Linked DNA regions of Homo sapiens: regions 1 and 3 are each linked to region 2. A link is a contact called in ENCODE Hi-C or POLR2A ChIA-PET data. All regions are on one chromosome and are shown on one strand. The core of a region is the stretch at or near the end of the contact, and the rest is flanking DNA. Distances in the headings are between cores, read along the strand shown.

Region 1 (3,763 bases), core at 583-3,082, 200 kb before region 2:
CTTAGTTTTTTGAATTTATACTTAATATTGTTATTGTTCTTACCTTGTTTTATAGCTGAGATATTAAGTTCCCTGCTGTGTGCTGAGGGCATTGAGAACCCAAAGATAAAGAGGACACAGCCCCTCTAAAAACCTTTCTAGGGCCCTGTGGCTCCTTGTCCTTGGGTGGAATTCAGGGGCCCTGTGAACTTTTATAGGAAAAGATTACAGTTTTATCACCCTCTAACTGCAATACAGTATTTCCTTCAGTTATCAATGGTAATGACAAGCCACAGGAGTGACAGCTATTCCCATTTATACATATCACTACTTTGAAATAATGGTAGTCATTTGATTTACCACTAGATCAATAACAAGGCACATATGGTATGACAGCCAATAAATGTTTGAATAGTTTGATAACTGTATTTCATAATTAGTTTTCTGCATATGCCTATGTCTATTTTACCATATTTTGAGAAGGCTTTAGGAGGCACAAAAAAAGGTTAAGAACCCCTTTCTGTTTACTATCTCATGAGGAAGGCTAGAAGCTTCAACAGATAAAATCAGTACAAAGTGGTGAGTGGCAGCTAGAAACATGCTCAGGAGCTGTGGAGCACAGGCTTGAGCAGAGATTCAGGGAAGGCTGATGGAGAAGATTCCTGAGCTGCATCTGGAATGAAGAAGAAACAGAAGCAGGAAAAGGTCATTCCCAGGAGAGAACAGAACAGATCTTAGGGCAGGAAATGGCCTATGTGGAAGGCGGGTACTGACAGTCAGAGCTTGCTTACTGTGCTAAGTCTTGGGGGCTCAAGAATGAATGAGGGACCTCCTAGGTGGTCAGTGTGCTCACTGTTCAGAACAATGTTTATGGGGACAGGGTGGAGAGGGGTATAGTTTGAAAAAGGAAATTTTTTTTTTGGACACGGAGTCTCACTCTGTCTCCCAGGCTGGAGTGCAATGGCATGATCTCGGCTCACTGCAATGTCTGCCTCCCAGGTTCAAGCGATTCTCCTGCCTCAGCCTCTCGAGTAGCTGGGATTACAGGTGTCCACCACCATGCCCGGCTAATTTTTGTATTTTTAGTAGAGATGGGGTTTCACCATGTTGGCCAGGCTGGTCTCAAACTCCCAACCTTAGGTGATCCGCTCGCCTTGGCCTCCCAAAGTGCTGGGATTACAGGCATGAGCCACTGTGCCTGGCCGCCTTTCTAGAATTTTATATGAGTGGAATCATACACCATGTGCTCTTCTCTTTGGTCTGGCTTCTTTCACATGGCATAATGCATTTGAGATTTGTTCATGCTGTTGCAAATCAACAGTTCATTCCCAATTTTTTTGCCAAGCAGTATTTATTATAGAATTATATACTCTGAAAAGGGGAAAAAAACCAACCTTTGTTTTCATAAAACAAAATTTTAAAAAGGAGTGAGATTTTTAATGCTTATCAAATGGGAATATGAGTTAAAAATTGTTGAGAAATGCTGCTCCAGCATGTGGTCAGAGAGCATTCCAGCCCAAGATTTTCTTATGTCAATGCTAAATTTGAGCACATTTGGAAGTATTTTAGACCTGAAAGAAGGCAGGACATCAAAACAACCACTAGAGCCGAGTGGGCCTTTGTAACCACAGACTCTCTGACGAAAAGATTTGTAAAGACTCTGCCTAATGAAGAGTTCAAAAAGCATTTTGTGTGTCATCTGTTTTCCTTACAGTCTCCTTACTTGGTAGATAAGGGGCAAGAATTATTTTCCATGTTGCATAAATAGGAAATGAGGTATAGCGAGTTTGAGATACTTATTACCCAAGATCCCAGGGAGTCAGAGGCAGACTGAGGACTGCAAAAGATCCCTCCTGGTCCACAATCTTAGCCTTGCCAGTAGGCTGGGCTGAAAGCTTTAAAAAAAAATACAGTAATTTCACTTTCACTTTTGTTCTTGTTTGGGTTGTGATACAATCTTTAATTTGAAAGAATGAAGGGTTTTCTTTTCCTTCTTTGTTTTTAAAACTTTCCCCTCTCTTCTTGGTAAACACCAACATGTGTGTTGACTCTATCCAGTTGAACTCAACAACCTAATGCCTGTTTTGTGCCAGGCTCTTTTCCAGGCACTAAGGAGGCACTGATCTGGACAAATCCTGGAGGTTACTGTGAAGCAGGAAGGACAAAATGACCAAATGAGAATTAAATTACTTTTTTAGGGTCGTGGAAGATTTGAAAATCTGGGGAAACATATGTGTCCTCTTTCCCCCAAAAAATGCACATAGTGTGTACACACACACACACACACACACACACACACGTGTGTGTGTGCGCTTGGGCTCACATGATTTTGCAATGATTTTAGCGTGTTTAGAGACCCCCCAGAACTTGTGTGTAGGATTGGCCTTTGGATGAGTATTTTTGGCATAGAATGAAATAGTAATGCCTTGAAGGCAGCACAAAGCCATAGTCACTGAATAGAGAGAAAGATTCAGAGGATCCTGTGAGATGGGTGGGGCTGTTAGTGTTTTGATAGACACGTGTACTGAGTTGGGAGGGTACTAATTTCTGGAAGGCAATATTCCAGGCAGAGGGCACATCTGAGAAAGGTAGGAGGGGAGGGAAGCAGAAAAATGCAAAGCAATCTGAGAAACCCAGTTTGGCTGGAGGATAGATTATATGAAGAGCAATCTTCAGAAACACCCATAGAAAGGTAGGCAGGGGTCATATTGTGAGTGATACTGAGTAAGCAAGGTGAGTAGTCTTCTTTTTATTCTCCCCAGTAAAATATTCTGCAGTTCCTTTTATTTTTAATTAGATGGCAAAACCCCATCTCTATCAAAAAACACAAAAATTAGCCGGGCTTGGTGGTGCATGCCTGTAGTCCCAGCTACTTGGGAGGCTGAGGCAAGAGGATCACTTGAGAGTGAGCTGTGATCATGCCACTGCACTCCAGCATGGCTGACACAGCAAGATGCTGTCTCAAAAATATGTATATATTATATACAGTTTTCTGTTGTTGTTTGTTTGGTTTTTTTGGAGATGGAGTTTCATTCTTGTTGCCCAGGCTGGAGTGCAGTGGTGTGACCTCTGCTCACTGCAACCTCCGCCTCCTGGGTTCAAGTGATTCTCCTGCCTCAGCCTCCCGAGTAGCTAGGACTACAGGTGTGCACCACCACACCCAGCTAATTTTTATAGTTTTAGTAGAGATGGGGTTTTACCATGTTAGTCAGGCTGGTCTTGAACTGCTGACCTCAGGTGATCCACCAACCTTGGCCTCCCAAAGTGCTAGGATTACAGGCGACTGGCCTTTTTTTTTTTTTTTTTTTTTTGAGATGGAGTCTTGCTCTGTCACCTAGGCTGGAGTGCAGTGGCACAATCTCGGCTCACTGCAACCTCCGCCTCCCGGGTTCAAGCGATTCTTCTGCCTCAGCCTCATGAGTAGCTGGGACTGCAGTTGCGTGCCACCACACCCAGCTAATTTTTGAATTTTTAGTAGAGACGGGGTTTCACCATATTGGCCAGGCTGGAGGTTTTTGTTTGTTTTTTTTTTTTTGAGATGGAGTCTCACTCTGATGCCCAGGCTGGAGTGCAGTGGCACAGTCTCAGTTCACTGCAACCTCTGGTTCCCGGGTTTAAACAGTTCTCCTGTCTCAGCCTCCTGAGTAGCTGGGACTACAGGTGCATGCCACCAAGACCAGCTAATTTTTGTATTTTTAGTAGAGATAGAGTTTCACCATATTGGCCAGGCTGGAGGTTTTTTTTTTTTTTTGAGATGGAGTCTCACTCTGATGTCCAGGCTGGA
Region 2 (3,865 bases), core at 526-3,025:
CCACAGCAAGTTCAGAGGCAGCCCACGACCACTCATAGTTCTCTAAGTTTCAGTTGGTAATAAAGCTTTCATCTTGGGAAGTAGTGGATTTAAGTAACTGTTGAAAATTTGATTTTTGGGCCAGGCGCGGTGGCTCACCTCTGTAATCCCAGCACTTGGGGAGACTAAGCGGGTGGATCACTTGAGGTCAGGAGTTCGAGACCAGCCTGGCCAACATGGCGGAACCCCGTCTCTACTAAAAATACAAAAATTAGCTGGGCATGGTGGCTGGCACCTGCAATCCCAGCTACTTGGGAGGCTGAGGCAGGAGAATCGCTTGAACCCAAAAGGTGGAGGTTGCAGTGAGCCAAGATCGCACCATTGCACTCCAGCCTGGGTGACAGAGTGAGACTGTCCAAAAAAAAAAAAAATTTTTTTATTATTATCTGTGGATTCAGCATTGTCATTAATCCTCCATTAACAGAAGGAAATCAGGAATAGCTTTGTAAGTTCCAAAATAGTGAAATACATCACAAATAGCAAACTGGTAGTCGACCTGGCAGTGGCCAAAGCCAATGATGACTTTACAACATCTCACTTCTACATGAGGCTTTTTCAAGATTTTAAAGCAAACACTTCTTTAAGGCATTAGACACATCTCTAAAAACCAATTCTTGAAAGGCCTGTCTTTCTCCAAGTCTACTGTATAATTATTACAGTAAGATTTATAATTTATATAATTATAGAGTTGCTTCATTTTATCTCTATCTTTTGTGCTTCATTTTAAACTTAATGAATGTGCCATTTGGATGCAGAAAGGTTTTTTAAAGAAAAAATGCATAAATGTTAGATTGTGTGCACAGAACAACTGTTTATCTGATGTGATTATTATGGATTGCATGCCTGTATCAAAACATTTAATGCTATCTCAGGATTATCAATCTTAATCCCACTTCTGCATTGGTTGGTGGTGGAAGTGGGATAAGAGCCTAGTACTTACTCTCACTGTTCAGATGACCTTAAGAAGTCCACTGGATTCTAAAGTTTTGCCCTCACAAGCTGCACTTCCACCCTCCTGAAGCTTTATTGAATCTTAGTCCCGGAGTTGTAAACATAGATATTCCTAAATCTCAGTTCACAAAGGGGAACCACCCCTCCTTGGAGGCTGGAATGCGTAGAAACCTTGTTGGGTAGGTAAAATAAAAGCATCTTTTTAAGCTTCTGAGAGAGCTTCCAGCCACTAAGGCAGGTGCCAGAAGAGAAGACGTGGGTAGATAGCAGTCAACATGAACTGGACATTAGTGTGTGAACAAGCAGCTTACTGACTTGTCCATCATTATCTCTAGAAGACCCTTCCTAAATGTTCTGCTGAAACTCTCATAATGCCTTTCTTTTTAAAAATTTACTTATTTCTTTATTTTTAAAGATAGGGGTCTCACTATGTTGCCCAGGTCAGATTCAAACTCTTGGCCTTGTGTGTTCCTCCTGCCTCAGCCTCTGCAGTAGCTGGGGCTACAGGCATGTGCCACTGCATCTGGCTCTCCACAGCTCCTTTAATGACCAGTTTATCTACTTGCAAGTGGTGGACAGTGGTGGGGCCACCAGAGACCACCACCATCTCTCTGGTACTTGAGTATCACCCCATTGCTCTCTGGTGACTCATCAGGGCTGGTGATTATTGTTATCAACTGAACCCAATGCACAGCCACAGGTTCCCTCCCACACTGCAAGACTTTGCATGTTTTGGTCTAGAGGCAGTTAAGAGAGGATGTCAAGTGTGAGCCCAGCTATCAGTAAGTAGGAAGTCTAACACAGGAAATAACACCATCTGTGAGGCTGGCAATAGCACACTCCCACAAAAGTACTCTTAATCATGCTTACACACACACACAACTTCAGGACTGCTGAAACAACCCTGAAAGGTACATATATTGAGGAGCTGGAGGAAGCAAGAGCAGACAGGGAACCCCTGTGGAAGGAAAGATACTTCTGGAAATAATGTGGTGAAAGTGAAAAATATATTTGTAAAACAAAAATATCCAAAATTATTTTTCTTACCATAATTTGCATAAATAACACACCAATTTAAGAATGCAACTGAATCACAGAATAACATTTATGTCAGTGCAATTTTAGAATCCTCTTTTTGACATATGAACTAATTTTGTTCTTTTTTCTTAATTAGAAAATTCAAATCTTACATGATTAGGGAATGAAATAATTATAATCATAATTGTCTTTGCTTTCATCTGTGTTTGATTTTCTATCTACTTCTCTTTCCTTTTCTTTTCCCTCCATCCCTCTATCTCCCCCTCCATACCTTTCCTCCTTCCTTTTATTTTTTCTTACCTAAAGTAAGAAACAAAGTAAGTACTTGCTCATACATTATTGTCTCATTCTTAGTACATTTTCAATTCCTGCTTAAAATGCATTCTTTCACTATACCTGTTTTAAAAAATGTATTAAACAGCTACTAGATGTATAGATGTCTAACCAGCAACCTCTCTGGCAGGGAGCCGTAAGGTTGATGGCATAATTACTGTCATTCTGGATTTCCCCATCATTTTGACCCTATAGGGCTTGGAACAGCTGGGTTGGAAAGCCCCTACTGTGCATAATATCCTGTTCTGGGTTTTCTGCCAGAGCTCGTACCCTCTGTTGACTGCACATCACAGCAGTGCAGGGATGCTGCGACATTCTCAGAGCCAACATTCTCCTATGTGGCTCAGGGGAAGCACCAGCTTATTTGGTATTAGGGTTCAGTATGTCATGGAAGGATTTCTTTTTAACTATGTGAAAAAAGCATGTGGAAAGAATGTACTTTTAACAGGAGCATGAGTGCTACCTTGAGGAAAGTGTTAGCTGAATTCACAGAGAATCTGTAATCATCCAAATGCTATTCCACTCTACTTAGACTTCCATTTCTTGTAAGGACAACTACTCTAAAGTAGGCTTTAGATAAGTACTACTGCATATAAGTAACATGCAAAACACCAGCCAGGAAAGTAGCAAAAGGAATAAACGAAAGCAAGAGTGTAATTAAGATTGGCAATGCATGAATTATTTTCACTGTTTTAATTGTCAGGGACACTGGCAAATAGAAAGGCTAACCTTGCAGATGTCATTGCTACCTGGTTTGCTGGGGAAAAGAGGATCTTCCTCTTGGGCTGTGGTGCAGGAGAGAGCCTGTTGCCAGTTTCTCAGCATCCTCTGATGAAACCAGCAAAGACTAATTAATCTTTTCACAGTCCTTGCAGAGCATACCTTTTGGAGCATTAAACTCTCAATGTAGTGACCATAGCTGAATGGCAGTTCATTCTGTTGTTAGAATGTCAAAGGCAAATGCAAAATTCTCACATAATTTTTGGGTGCATAGAAAAACGAAATAGAAAAAAAATCCACAAAAGTTGGGAAAACTATGAAAAAAATGGGATATTTGAAAATTTTATCATTTAAATATTCCTCCCTTCCCCTAAAACAAAACAGATGCCCAAAAATCAAACCACTTGTTCAAATTCATCAGTATTTTAAAATGGTATTTTGGGGAAGTTAACCTGGTACTCAAGGTTTTAGTTTGTTTCCTGTTTGTTACTGTAATATTTCAAAACACATTTTTGTAGTTTCTTAACATTCTTATATGAACATAAAAATTATCAGGCACGTTTTTGCCTTCTTGCTAAATATATTATCTCTAAAGATAAAAAATAACTGGAGTTTGGACTTGGATCATAACAGTAACATATGGAAAACCTTTATGTAGATCATAACTATCAGAAAGTAATGAACTAATTACTTAAATATATAGATCTGAATACATTCATTGCACATGTTAAGATTGGGAATTCCATGGGATTTATGATTTGTACATGGTTCAGATTCAGGACTT
Region 3 (4,005 bases), core at 318-2,817, 180 kb after region 2:
TATTATTATTATTGTTTTACTTTATTTTTTTGAGACAGGGTCTCACTCTGTTGCCCAGGCTAGAGTGCAGTGGAGTGATCTCGGCTCATGCAACCTTTGCCTCCTGGCTTCAAGCGATTCTCCTGCCTCAGCCTCCTGAGTAGCTGGGACTACAGGCACGTGCCACCACGCCTGGCTAATTTTTTGTATTTTTAGTACAGACAGGGTTTCGCCATGTTGGCCAGGCTGGTCTCGAATTCCTGACCTCAAGTGATCTGCCCGCCTTGGCTTCCCAAAGTGCTGGGATTACAGGTGTGAGCCACCACACCTGGCCTTGAAAATTCCCCAATTATTGAGGAAGGAGAAAAAAATCTTTTGCTCACTGTCAGTAGAAAAGAAGCTGCTTCTAGCCAGATTTACACATACAAAGTAAAGTCAAGAATTTAAGGAACTGAAAGATTAACGTTCTCTTGAAACAGATATTTGAGGTCAAAGTGGTTTGTTTTTTTTTTTTTGCATCTGAATTCTCTAGTTAATTGCCACAATACTTGCTTTTAACTTGCTTATGGGGGATTTAACCCATTAAAATGGAGCAGCCAGGCGCGGTGGCTCACACCAGTAATCCCAGCACTTTGGAAGGCTGAGGCAGGAGTTTGAGATCAGCCTGGCCAACATGGTGAAGCCCCGTCTCTACTAAAGATACAAAAAAATTAGCCAGGTGTGGTTGTGGGCACCTGTAATTCCAGCTCTTTGAGAGGTTGAGGCAGGAGAATCGCTTGAACCCGGGAGGTGGAGGTTGCAGTGAGCTGAGATTGCGCCATTGCACTCCAGCCTGGGCAGCAAGAGCAAAACTCCGTCTCAAAAAAAAAAAAAAAAAAAGAAGCAATTGAGAAATGGTCTTCAGACTTCAGGCACTGTAGGCCCGCTGCCTCGGGTTACTCAGGTCCTGCATTTGCTCATTAGATCACAAATATTTACTGGGCACCCACCTCCTGCCAGGCACTGTCTGAGACCTGGTCCTGCAGCAGGGAACTAGACAAACTAGGTGCTTGCTCTCGTGGGATTTATATTCAAGTGGGATAGAGAGCAAAAAGAAAGAATCAAGATTTTTAGAAGCGTGTGGTTATTATCAGATGGGTGGTTACATCACTGTGGAAGGCAGGCGTGTGGATCTTGCTTTAGAAGGAGTGGTCAGGGAAGGCCCCACCAGGGAGCTTCAGTGAGAAGCAGCTGGCTATGTAAATATGTGGGGAAAACTGGGTTTCAGGCAGAGGGAACACTAAATGTAAAAGATCCTGATTCCGGAAAGGTTGGCTGTGTCATCTACTGGATTTCCTCGATTTTACTCAATCTCCTGTTTGTTAATCTAGGCAGATACTATATACAATTATCTGGGGAGTAGCCATTATTAGCCATAGTCCTTGGAGATGAAAAAGGACTTTGCCTTCTTCCATTACTCTGCATAGATGTCAGTCTCATCTAAGAGATCGTGGGAGGGGAAAGCTTTTAAGAGGGCCTGACAGCCTTAAGGAGCACAGTTTGATTTTCCTTGAGTGTGCTAATGTTAGCACAAATACTGGCTGTGCTGCCAGCATATTTCCACACACGTGGCTACAGGGATGATGGAGGTAGTCATTTATTGATTTGAGTTAGTTGCAACATTGTTTCCTTTTAACTAGAAAACTCATGTTCTGACAATTTCTTTCCGGGAGTTCCCTAGGGAGGGAATTTTTATGAGAATTATCTTCTGTCTTGATTTCTTACAGGTTGATGCTCAGGAAAGCAGTCAAATTGACTAGGTGGTTCACATTCTGCACTGGGTAATTTTAAATGGGACTAATGAACAAACAAAATAGATTTTTTAATTTTAATGTTTATTATTATTATTATTATTATTATTATTATTTGAGACGGAGTCTCGCTCTGTCTCCCAGGCTAGAGTGCAGTGGCGCGATCTTGGCTCACTGCAACCTCCGCCTCCCAGGTTCAAGCGATTCTCCTGCCTCAGCCTCCCTAGTAGCTGGTACTACAGGCGCGTGCCGCCACGCCCGGCTAATTTTTTGTATTTTTAGTAGAGACGGGGTTTCATCATGTTAGGCAGGATGGTCTCGATCTCCTGACCTCGTGGTCCACCCACTTCAGCCTCCCAAAGTGCTGGGATTACAGGCGTGAGCCACCGCGCCGGGCTACAAAATAGATTTTTTTAAAAAAACAGATCACTTATTTCTAACTAACCCTTGGGAATGCTCAGATTTCTAGGCTTTGTTTTATTTATTTATTTTTTAAGTTAATTTTTTTTTTTTTTTTGAGATGGAGTCTCCCTCGGCTCACTGCAACCTCTGCCTCCTGGGTTCCAGAGATTCCTGTGTCTCAGCCTCAGGAGTAGTTGGGATTGCAGGCGTAAACCATCGTGCCTGGCTTTGGATTTCCAGCCTTTGAATGGATCATTTTGCATACTCATAGTGTTGAAGAACATTAAATTTGCCTCATGCGTGCAGACTTTTTCTTCTTTGCATTTGAATGAATACTTTCAATAATACCTAGCAGTAAAGGGCCCTCAATAAAATAAACATCAGCTGAATAAATTAATGGTAGAAAAATCTAAAAGACAGCCTTCCTCTAACTCCTCCTCTATGTGATTTTCTCCTTTGAGAAAGACAACCCTGAGAGAATTCTGACTGACTCACAGAGGTGGCCTACTATAGACTGCTTTTCTCCTTTTTTTCTTTCTTTCTTTTTTTTTTTTTTGTTTTTTGAGATGGAGTCTCACTCGGTCGCCCAGGCTGCAGTGCAGCGGCGCAATCTTGGCTCACTGCAACCTCCGCCTCCTGGGTTCAAGCAATTCTCTGCCTCAGCCCCCAAGCAGCTGGGATTACAGGCGTCTGCAACCATGTTTTTTCTTTTCTTTTCTTTTTTTTTAATCTCCTTTCAAGAAAACCTCTTTTCTACTTTTACTATAGAAGGACAAATGAGCTGAGTGGTAAAGAATGTTTGTTCTTATATTTAAGTTATGGGTGAAAATTCACCAAATCAGGAGTGAATAATATTGTTTGCCCTCTTGGATATTTGATTTCATTAGAAATGTCAATCCTTAGCATTATTTTAATTTTTTTCTTTCATTGTTTTTTATCAGGAAGAACTGAAGCATTATTTTATTTTATCTATTTATTTTTGAGAAGGGTCTTACTTTTTGCCCAGGCCGGAGTGCAGTGGCATGAACATGGCTTACTGCAGCTTTGAGCTCCTGGGCTCAAGTGATCCTCCCACCTCAGCCTCCTGAGTAGCTGGGACTATAAGTATGTGCCACGGTGCCTGCCTATTTTTTTTTTTTTTAAGAGGCAGGGTCTTTCTATGCTGCCCAGGCTGGCCTCAAACTCCTGGGCTCAATTGATCCTCCTGCCTCAACCTCCCAAAGGGTTGGGATTACAGGCGTCAGCCACAGTGCCTGGTCTGAAGTGTTATTTTAAATGATCATAGACAATGAAAATTAAATGACATATAAAGCAAAAAGCAGAGCACCAGGAACATAGATCTTCATGTTAGTTTTTTGACATTTTTTTTCCTCCCTTAACTTGGTTTATCCCTTTATAATCTGGCTAAAATCTTCACTCATGTCTTCTCCCTGGCCCTTGCTGCCTTCCTTTGTCGAGGCTTCAACCATGGAAGCTTCTCCCTGTCCCCTTCCTGACTCCTGGCTCTTCCCTCTTTCAGGAACGCCCTTTCTCCTTTCTTCACTCAGGAATCCTGCACATTCTTCAAGATCTTAAAGCTCCCTCATCCCTCCTTGGCAGAGTTCATTTATTATTCTGAGCTCTGGTAGCATTTTGCTCATATCCTATAACATTCACGATTTTATTTTTTCCTCCATCTTTCCCTCCACTTTTACAAGTTCCATGTGAACTCTCCTGTATACTGCAAAATGCCTGCTTAGCTTCTCTACTGCAAAATGCCTGCTCAGCTTCTCTACTTGAATATCTAATAGCCCCCACTTCACATGCCCAAAACTGATCTCAGGACCACCGACTC

Evidence for each region. Hi-C counts contacts between places; a loop is a spot of excess contacts on that map. ChIA-PET counts read pairs that join two places held with the same protein, here RNA polymerase II (POLR2A). Pooled maps may share reads with other maps.
Region 1: a map of naive thymus-derived CD4-positive, alpha-beta T cell shows a loop between it and region 2 (3-fold over the local background). The contact joins two enhancer-like sites. A Hi-C loop is called at or near these places in 1 of 168 maps with a recorded cell type or tissue (naive thymus-derived CD4-positive, alpha-beta T cell), 2 of 37 single-sample maps with no recorded cell type and 12 of 50 pooled maps. POLR2A ChIA-PET finds 5 or more read pairs at or near these places in 1 of 52 experiments (activated naive CD4-positive, alpha-beta T cell).
Region 3: a map of OCI-LY7 shows a loop between it and region 2 (2.6-fold over the local background). The contact joins two enhancer-like sites. A Hi-C loop is called at or near these places in 1 of 168 maps with a recorded cell type or tissue (OCI-LY7), 1 of 37 single-sample maps with no recorded cell type and 3 of 50 pooled maps. POLR2A ChIA-PET finds 5 or more read pairs at or near these places in 3 of 52 experiments (HEK293, OCI-LY7 and Panc1).

The regions. Positions count from the first base shown.
Region 1 is chr1:200,350,305-200,354,067 of GRCh38, reverse strand. The region is part of intron 4 of LINC00862 (long intergenic non-protein coding RNA 862); the gene reads left to right. Among named protein-coding and RNA genes, the nearest start is that of LINC00862, 22 kb to the left of the region's middle. RefSeq lists enhancers at 493-993, 994-1,494. Within about 2 kb of position 1,832, at least 6 of the 41 ENCODE cell types and tissues checked have a DNase peak (open chromatin) inside an H3K27ac peak, as active enhancers do.
Region 2 is chr1:200,152,226-200,156,090 of GRCh38, reverse strand. All of the region lies in intron 7 of NR5A2 (nuclear receptor subfamily 5 group A member 2), which reads right to left. Among named protein-coding and RNA genes, the nearest start is that of NR5A2, 130 kb to the right of the region's middle. RefSeq lists an enhancer at 2,416-2,485. Within about 2 kb of position 1,775, at least 5 of the 41 ENCODE cell types and tissues checked have a DNase peak (open chromatin) inside an H3K27ac peak, as active enhancers do; they include OCI-LY7, where a contact is called at or near this core.
Region 3 is chr1:199,974,238-199,978,242 of GRCh38, reverse strand. No RefSeq gene overlaps it. Among named protein-coding and RNA genes, the nearest start is that of NR5A2, 51 kb to the left of the region's middle. Within about 2 kb of position 1,567, at least 3 of the 41 ENCODE cell types and tissues checked have a DNase peak (open chromatin) inside an H3K27ac peak, as active enhancers do; they include OCI-LY7, where a contact is called at or near this core.